2 separate regions of the Homo sapiens genome follow, and region 1 is linked to region 2. Evidence: read pairs that join two places in POLR2A ChIA-PET (ENCODE). Cell type or tissue: PC-3. All regions are shown on one strand. Region 1 has its middle 79 kb from the start of FASLG. Region 2 has its middle 4.8 kb from the start of FASLG.

What was found. Peaks named below come from ENCODE experiments on the same cell type or tissue, not always from the same donor. Only the 100,000 strongest peaks of a DNase experiment are listed, where the experiment ranks them.
Region 1: POLR2A ChIA-PET joins it to region 2 with 5 read pairs; 2 of 35 experiments call an interaction of 5 or more read pairs at or near these places.

The regions. Positions count from the first base shown.
Region 1 is chr1:172,735,936-172,740,935 of GRCh38, reverse strand. No RefSeq gene overlaps it. Among named protein-coding and RNA genes, the nearest start is that of FASLG, 79 kb to the right of the region's middle. In PC-3, no CTCF peak of the experiment used is centred here; no DNase peak of the experiment used is centred here.
Region 2 is chr1:172,651,837-172,656,836 of GRCh38, reverse strand. No RefSeq gene overlaps it. Among named protein-coding and RNA genes, the nearest start is that of FASLG, 4.8 kb to the left of the region's middle. In PC-3, no CTCF peak of the experiment used is centred here; DNase peaks (open chromatin) are centred at 2,076 and 3,626; H3K27ac peaks cover 415 bases.

The sequences.
Region 1 (5,000 bases), 84 kb before region 2:
ACCACAAAACAAAAACCTATAGTAGATATATAACAGACAAAGAAAAAAATCAAAGCATACCACTACAACAAATCATCAAATCACAAAAGAAGACTCAAAATAAGCAAAAAAAAAAAGAAAGAAAGAAAGAAAGAGAAATCTAACAAAATGGCAATAGGAAGTTCTTACCTACTGATAATTACCTTGAAAGTAAATAGATTAAATTCTCTAAGCAAAATAAATAGAGTGGTTGAATGGGGTGGTTTTGTTTGTCTGTTTGTTTGTTTTTGAAATGGAGTCTCGCTCTGTCACCCAGGCAGGAGGGCAGTGGCACAGTCTCAGCTCACTGCAACCTCTCCCTCCCAGGTTCAAGTGATTCTCCTGCCTCAGCCTCCCAAGTAGCTGGGACTACAGGTGCACACTACCACACCTGGCTAATATTTTGTATTTTTAGTAGAGACACATTTCCCCATGTTGGCCAGGCTGGTCTCAAACTCCTGACCTCAAGTGATCTGCCTGTCTCAGCTTCTCAAAGTGCTGAGATTACAGGGATGAGCCACCACACCTAGCCCTGAATGGATTTTTTTAAACCCTAACTATATGCTCTTTATAAGATACTTACTTCAGCTTCTAGGACATGTATAGACTGAAAGTGAAGGGATAGAAAAAGACATTCCATGAAAATGGAAAGGAAAAGATAGCAAATGTAGCTATACTTACGTCAAAATAGACTTTAAGTCAAAACTGTAAAAAGAAACAAAGAAGGCAATTTTTAATGACAAAGGAATCAATATATTAAGAAGATATAACAATTATAAATATATATGCAGGCGACATCAGAGTGCCTAAATACATAAAACACATACTAATAGATCTGAAGGGAGGAATAGACAGTAAAACAATAATAGTGGAGGACTTCAATACCTCACTTTCAACAATTAATAGATCATTCATACAATCAATGAGGAAATATTGGACTTAAACTACACTTTAGACCAAATGGACCTAACAGATGTATACAAAACACTCTCTCCAACAGAAGCATGTACACATTTGTCTTGAGTGCACATGAAACATTCTCTGGGATAGATCATATGTTAGGCCACAAAAGAAGTATTTAAATATGTTAGAAAATTGTAATCATACCAAGTATCTTCTCTGATCACAATGGTATGAAAATAGAAATTAATAACAGGAAAATTCAAAAATATGTGGAAGTTAAATAATGTGTTCCTGAACAGTTAATGGGTAAAGAAAAGAAATCAAAGGGGAAATTTTAAAATATCTTGAGACAAACAAAAATGGAAACAAACATACTAAAACTTAAGGGATGTAGCAAAAGCAGTTATAAGAGGGAAGTTCACGGTAGTTAATGCCTACATTAAAAAGAAAGAACTCAAGTAAACAACTTAATGTTACACTTCAAGGAACTAGAAAGAGAAGAACAAACTAAGCCCAAAGTTGATAGAAGAAAGATCCAAGCAGAAATAAGTGAAACAGAGACTAGAAAGCAATATAAAAGATCAATGAAACCAAAAGGTTTTTTTGAGAAGATTTTTAAAATTCAGCTACACTAAGAAAAAAAGAAAGAAAACTCAAATAAAATCAGTAATGAAAGAAGAGACGTTATGACAAATACCACAGAAATACAAAGGATTGTAAGAGACTACAAGAAACAATTATACACCAAAAAACTGAACAGTCTATAAGAAATGGATAAATCCTAAATATGTATGTGTATATATATATATATATATATATATATATATATATATATATATATATACATAAAACTTATCAAGTCTGAAACAAAAAGAAATAGAAAATCTGAACATACCAATAATGAGTAATAAGATTAAATCAGGAATCAAAAATCTCCCATCAAATTAAAGCCCAATAATAGATGGCCTCACTGGTGAATTCTATTAAGCATTGAAAGAGGAATGAATACCAATCATTCTCACTCTCCCAAAAAAATCGAAGAGGAGGGAAAACTTACAAAGGGATTTTTATGAGGCTAGTACTATCCTGATGCTAAAGTCAGACAAAGACACTACAAGAAAAGATTACAGGTCAATATTCCTGATGAACGTAAATGCAAAAATCCTCTGACAAAACAGCTACAAATTGAATTAAACAGCACATTAAAAGAATCCTACACTATAATCAAATGAGATTTATCCCTATGATGCAAGGATGGTTCAACAAATGTAAATCACTAAATGTGATGCACCACATTAACAGAATGAAGGATTACAATTGTATGATCATCTCAATAGATGCAGAAAAAGCATTTGAAAAAAAAATCAGTATGCTTCTATGACAAAAACTCCCAACAAATTGCGTTTAGCAATAATGTACTTCCACACGATAAGGTCATATATCACAAGCCTACAGCTAACATTCTATTCAATAGTGAAAAGTTGGAAGCCTTTCCTCTAGGATCAGGAACAAGATAAGGATACCAACTCCCACCACTTATATTCAACATTGTACTGGAAGTCCTAGGCAGAGAAATTATGAAAGAAAAAGAAATAAAAGCCATCTAAATCAGAAAAGAAGAAGTAAAATTGTCTCTCTTTGCAGATGACGTGGCCATATATAGAAAACTTTAAAGACTCCAAACACAAAAAAACTGTTAGAACTAACAAGTGAATTCACTAAAGTTACAAAACAGAAAATCGACATACAAAAATAAGTTGCATTTTTATACATTAACAATTAACTATTCAAAAAAGAAATTAAGAAAACAATTCAATTTACTATAGCATCAAAAAGAAGAAAATACTTAGGAATAAATTTAACCAGGGAGATGAAAGATCTGTATACTGAAAACTTTAAAACATTAATGAAAGGAGTGGAAGAAAAAGAAACCACAAATAAATGGAAAGATATCTTGTGTTTATGTATTATAGAATCAATATCAAAATGTTCATACTACCCAAAGTGATCTACAGATTCAATGTAATATTCCACCAGCAAAAAGATTATGACTTGCTGAAGGCATGGTATGCCTATAATATAAAGCATGGCAAAGAATAGTAAATAGAGAAATAAAAACCAGAGGGAAGAAATTATAAAATAATAAAAAAGTAAACCTAAATGTAGCCATATCGATAATTTCATTGAATATAAATGGTCTCAACATGCCAATTAAAAGATAGAAATTGTCAGAGTGGGGAAACAAAGAAGATCACCTAAAAGCTCTGTAGAATTGAAAATTAAGGCCAGGCGCGGTGGCTCATGCCTGTACTCCCAGCACTTTGGGAAACCGAGGTGGGCAGATCAACTGAAGTCAGGAGTTCAAGACCAGCCTGGCCAACATGTCAAAACCCAGTCTCTACTACAAATACAAATATTAGCTGGGCTTGGTGACACGTACCTGTAATCCCAGTTACTTGAGAAACTAAGACAGGAGAATACCTTGGACCTGGGAGGTGGAGGCTGCAGTGAGCCAAGATCACACCACTGCACTCCAGCCTGGGAGACAGGGTGAGCCTCCGTCAAAAAAAAAAAAAAAAGAAAGAAAGAAAAAATTAAACAACACCCTTCTAAATAACCCATTGATCAAAAAGTCTCAAGAGAATTCAGAAAATATTTTGACCTACTTAAATATGAAAAGAACATATCAAAAATTGGGGGATACAATTAAAGTCTATAAGCAGCTTACTATAAATATTATTATATAGATCAATTAAAAATAAAAGAATAGAAAATGACAAACCATCAACATACACTAACAAAAAGAATGCAAGAATGGCTATATTGTTATCAAAGCAAACTTCAGAACAAGGAACATTGTCAGGGAGGAAGAGAGGCAAACATACCAAGAACACATAACAATCCAGGTATGTATGTGCAAAACCACAGAGCTTCAAAATACATGAATCGAAAACTGATACAACTAAAAGGAAAAATGGACAAATCTACAATTATACTTGGAGACATCAAAGCACCTCCTGATAATTAACAGAAGTAGAAAATAGGCAAGAATTAAGAAGACCTGAACAACCAGAAAAGTGAACATTTTATAGCTGCTCAGTCCCTTGTCTTTTGAGAGAAAAAAAACATTCTAGAAAAGATAAAAATGAATTTATTTTATGAACAACCCTATTTGACCTAAGTTCCATGAACACTATTCTTCATCAACTAAATACTGGTTGGAACAGACTTATCTTTTATAAAAATTAACAGAAGTTATAATTCAATCTCTAGGTCATTTGTATGGCAGAAATATTACATATAGTTAATATTATTTACAAAGTCATGTTATTTTGACATTATGACAAATTGTGTCAGAAATGCCCAGAGTACCTTCTCTTAGCCTTTTCCTGGGGACTTAATTTTGTTTTTTCTTAGTTATGTCTAGATTTAATCATTGCTTCTGCCAATTCAGTTTCTAGGTTCTGATGTTCAGTTGTGTATAATAGACTATGAAATATAGTGATCTGATAGTTTACTAGCGTATTTAAAGGAAATATCTTTTAAAAGTAAATAGTTTGTGGCAGGCATCAGTCTATGAAAGGGAAGCCTAATTTTGAAAACTATAAGCTTTCATATTATATAATATGTGAAAACCTCATATATGTGAAAGCATTATCGCTATGTATTTTTAATAGCATTATACCAGAAATTTTTAGAAGATTATATACTTTTTAATTAAATTATAGCAGTGAAAATAGCAAACACAAGAACTAGATTTTGGACAGAAGAAGAAAGAAATACATAAAATCTCTTTCACCCTTTTTTCTGATTCTTTTTCAAAATAGCAAACTTTTGCCTGTTGTGACTGAAATGTACTACCAAATATGACTTCTCAGGGTCTTTCATATTTCAAATATTGTATCAATGTGTTTTATTTTTAATTCTCTAATTTATGATAACTTGTTTTTCTAGTTTGTGGTATGCAAAGATATGTGCAGAGCCTTTCAAATAAAGTGACTCTGAACAAAAACAAAAAAAAGAAGATCTGAACATTCTCCGTCAACTTGACCTAATTAATATTTATAAAGTATTCTGCC
Region 2 (5,000 bases):
GCAAGGCAAGCTTCTTACCGTTACCCAAGGCTCTTTAGCGTCAGCTCCTACTGCCTCCTTACCAGGCACTCCTGCTCACATCCCACTCTCCACTCTTAAACAGTGCAAGGGATGAGACTAGCAAGACAGTGCACGAGTTAACGAGCTTTTGAACTCACATGTGACTTTATTCATCGTTATGAATTCAACTAACTTTAAATTTCATAATCAGAAATTGTAATTTTAAGAATTCTACCATATAGACAACAAAAAAACTATTTGAAAATCCCAAAATAACTGTAAGAAAAATTGTCCAGAACCATATATATGTATTTTTTATTTTTTTGAGATTGAGTCTTACTCTGTCGCCAGGCTGGCACGCAATGGCGTGATCTCAGCTCACTGCAACATCTGCCTCCTGGGTTCAAGTGATTCTCCTGCCTTAGCCTCCCGAGTAGCTGGGACTACAGGCACATGCCACCACACACAGCTAATTTTTGTATTTTTAGTAGAGATGGGGTTTCACCATGTTGGCCAGGATGGTCTCGATCTCTTGACCTCGTGATCTGCCCGCCTCAGCCTCCCAAAGTGCTGGGATTACAGGCGTGAGCCACCGTGCATGGCCCATATCTTTTAAATTATAAAAATTCTACTGAAAATGTCAAAGATTCAAATAAGTGGGAAAAATACACCATATCCTGGATGGGGAGGTGGTGTTGCATGATGGTTGGGAGTGGGTGGTTCTGGAGTTAAACTATGTGACTTCCAATCCCAGCTCTTCTGCTCATTAACTGTGTGAACTGGACAGGTCACCTTCCCTCCTCGGTGCCACAGTTTTCTCATTTATAAAAATAAGCATGATCATAATAGTACTTGCTTTACGGGGGTTGGGAGGATTAAATGAGTCAAAGCATTTGATACACTTAGAATAGTCCCTAGCACCAAGGTAGGCACTCAAAAGATGTTGTAAATTTAGTGAATCTTTCCCCAAATAATTCATCTGTAGACTTAATATAATCGACCTTCTTCCATTAAGGACAAACAAAGTGGAGAGAGGGAGAGAGGTTGCAGGGGAAAGTGCAAAGTCCACGTTTGACATCCAGTATCTCTCTGAGATCCTACCCTGAACTGATGAGCCTCTCCATTTCAGACTAGTACCTCTCGATTTTTCTATCTCAAACTCCCACAGGAACTTCCAGCACTGTCCAATAAGAATTATGCTGTATTTTTACATCTCCTTCTTCCCTGCTGCTTCTGTTGATTCATTCTGCAACAGAAGAAATTAGAAGACCATACCTGCCCCCAACTCTCCTGCTATCCTCCAGGCATAGAGAGAATCTGAACTGAAATAGAGTCAAAGAGAGCATCTTTAAACACTCATATTGATCTTCAGTAATGCCACCAAACATCACAGGTTGGCAAAGTCATGGAAAAATAAAACAACCCTATGTACAATAACAGGGACCCATTATGTTTTGGGGTATTTCCAAACCTTATTAATAAGGAGAAATAATTGTTACAAGTAGATCTTAGTTCTGTGAATGCTAAAGAAAATAATATTTGCCTTTGAGAGATGAACTTAATAAATAAATCAAAGGCTGGTGGCTCCCACAGGCTGGGAATTTAAATGGAAGAGCTTTGCTAAGTCTTGCTCTACCCTCCCCAATTACACCTGCAGAATCTCTGATTCTGGAACCAGAGGTTCCTTGAGGATAGACAAAGGAGAAATATTCAGAGCTGACAATCTCTTTGAGGAGGAGGGGGGGGCTTACGAGCCATAGAGATTCAAAGGGACCTGGGTGACACTTGGGAGCAAATTTATATGGAGGACAAAATAGGAGAAACCACCTTATACTAGTTGTTATGATTTTTTAAAGTATCTTCTCATTAGATGAAAATTCAAGTTATCTTCAATTGTGGTCCCTCCGGCATTGTAATTTCCTTCAGAAATTGTCTTAACCATCTAGAAAAAGGATTTAAGTATGCTGCTACACCTAGGATGTTAGTCACATGGAGGTTAAAAGGACAGGGGCATAAAGAGAACAAAGTTCCTATTTCTTTCTTCCATCCAGTGTTCTACCAGGGAAGTGGACTCAGTGGATTGTAACTCAGAGCTCCAGAGGTGACTCAGCAGTCGCAGAGAGTGATGCATAAGGAAAGTAGCTGCTATGAACCTTCACAAACCTAGAGGAGACTTCCAAGGGCATCTGCCAAGTTAGTAAGAAAACCAAATCTGATTTTCCCCAGAGGTGAGCAAAGACCCCAGTACACTCCTGGCTGAAACTTGTTTATTCACAGACATGCACCTATATATTTAATTTCACTAAGTGATTTCTGGATGCTCATCTGAGTGGCTGAATGCCTTGACACCACCACCAATTATGAAGAACTATTTTATCCCATGTCCTCAGCTCTACTTGGTATTATCCATCTTTTAATTTTTGCCAAGCATTATGACTATAAAGTTATATATCATTGTCTATTGATCTTCCTTTTTCTGATCTCTTGTGAGGTTAAACATCTGATCATATGCTTGTTGGCATTCAAGTTTTCCTTTTTGTATATATTTCCTGTTCACATGCCATGCCCATTTTTAAACTGGGTTTCTTACCTTTTTTTGTGCTGATTTGCAGGATCTCCTTGTACTTAATATTATAGATATAATCCATAGTTGCACAGGTTTTGTATTTAGACTTTAATCCATCTGGAGTCCACCTTTGTGAGATGAGACAGGAGTCTATTTTTCTCCATGTATGATCTAATTTTTCCACACATCCCATCTTTTCTTCCACTGAATTGGCATATTTATCACATATCAAGTTTCCACATATAGTCGAGTCTTTTTCTGAACTCTTATTTCTATTTCATTGATCTGTTTATCTATTCTGATACCAGGGTCACATTGTTTCTGTAATTGCAGCTTTGTGGAATGTCTTGAGAGATGGTATGGCAAAATCCCCTCCTTTTTGTTTTTCTCTTTTTAAAATCGACTCAACTTTGGGCATATTTAATTTCATTTTTTCATATGTATATGTATATATATGAAATATATATGGAAAAATATATATGTGTATATATGTATATGTATATGAAAAAACTATCATGTTCCTAAAACATCCTACTGAACCATTAAATGTAATTGCAATAATTTGGAGGAACTGTTATTTTTACCCTATCCGTAACAGTTTTTCATATTTTTATGACCTTTAAAATTTTTCTCCAGAGTAGTCTCATACACCCTTTCTTAGATGAATTGCTTGATGCTTTGTAATTTTGTTGTGGTTACAAATGGGGTCTTATTTTCTGTGGTATTTTCAGATGCTGTGGTAGGTAGTCTCTAAGATGATGCCAATAATTGCCCACTTCCTGGTATTTATGCACTTCTATTATACCCTCTCCTTGAGAGTGGCCTAGACTTAACTGACTCAATTCTAGCTAATAGAATACAGCAGAAATGATGGGATTTCTCCTCTAAGATTAAACTGCAAAAAGAACTACAGTTTTCATCTCTTCCTCCCCTCCCCTATTCTAGGGGAAGCAAACTTCCAGATTGTGCGTAGACCAATAGAGAGGCCCATGTCGCAAAGAAGTAATTTTTCTGGCGAACATCCAGCAAGGACCTGAAGCCTCCAACAGCAACGTGAGTGAGTCACATGAGTGGATTCTGCTCCAGTTGAGCCTGGAGATGATTGCAGCCCAACCTCTCTCATAGGTTAGCCCAAGTCACCCAGCAAAACCAAGCTTGGATTCCTGACCCACAGAAATTGTGAGATAATAAATATTTTTTATTTCAAATCATTATGCTTTGGGGTAAATTTTTATGCAGCAATAGACACCTAATAACAGACGGTTATTGTTGGTTTAGATAAATACTCTTTATTTTGTAATAAATAATATTGATTCTTGCAAACTTGTGGATCTCTCTTTTTACTTTTGATAGTGTGTCTGTTGATTCTGTTTTTTAATAGAGATCTATATTATCAGTGGAAAAGGTGACCATTTTTTATCTTTTTTTCAATCCTTATACCTCATTCTTTTTCTTTTCATATTGTCCCAGACCTCAAGAACTCTTTAGAACAGTACCCGTGATTTTGGACCTGTTTGTCTTCATCCTACTCTTGAAGAGTCTGCATCTAAAGTTTCTCATAATAAGTGTGAGTATATTTTCCAAAGGTATTTGGATTTTTGTCTGTTGCCTCTGTCACTAAGAGAATTTCCCTATTGTATCAATAGGATCTCATCTGCAAACAGCTGAAACACTCAAATTAGAATAACTTAAGAAGGACTTAATAAAAGGGATTGTTTACAAACACAAAGGTGGGAAACCAAAAGGGATCCTATGATGCTCTAGAGCTTGTAGGACCAGGGTTGTTGACTTCCAGTTAAGAATTGCCAGCCTGTCTAAGGTGACCACACAAGGAGGAGCCACAATCAGTACCCTGTTCCACCACCTCCTTCTCTTCTGCTGGTACTCCACATTGGGCAAACTCTACTGAAGTCCAGACAGCAAGGAAACCCACTGACATGGTCCATACAGGTTAAGTTCTCAGGAGAGAGAGCAAAATGTAGTCTGTATAATGTTGACCATTTGAAACTTATTGAGACTTTTCTTGCAGCTAATACTCTATTTTTGTGAGAGTGTCTCTTATTTGAAAAAAAATCTATTTTCAATTTGCTATAAATCCATGTATTTGGTATAATTTACATATATATATCAGTTGAGGCTTTTTAATTATATCATTCAAGTGTGCTGTATCTTTGCTTGACATTTCAGTCTCTAAAATGAATATATTAAAATTTCCAAGTGCAATTAATAATATATTTATTTCTTTATATATTTGTCATTTGATCCCTTGTTTTGAGCTATCTTGTTAGATACATATATGTTCCTAATTATTTTACTTTCACTCCTATGAGTGTATTTTGCCCAATTTTTAGCCTTAGAATATTTCCTTACCTTGGATTCTGTTCTGCCTGATACTAAAATTGCTACTGTGGTTATACTAGGGCTTATATATTAA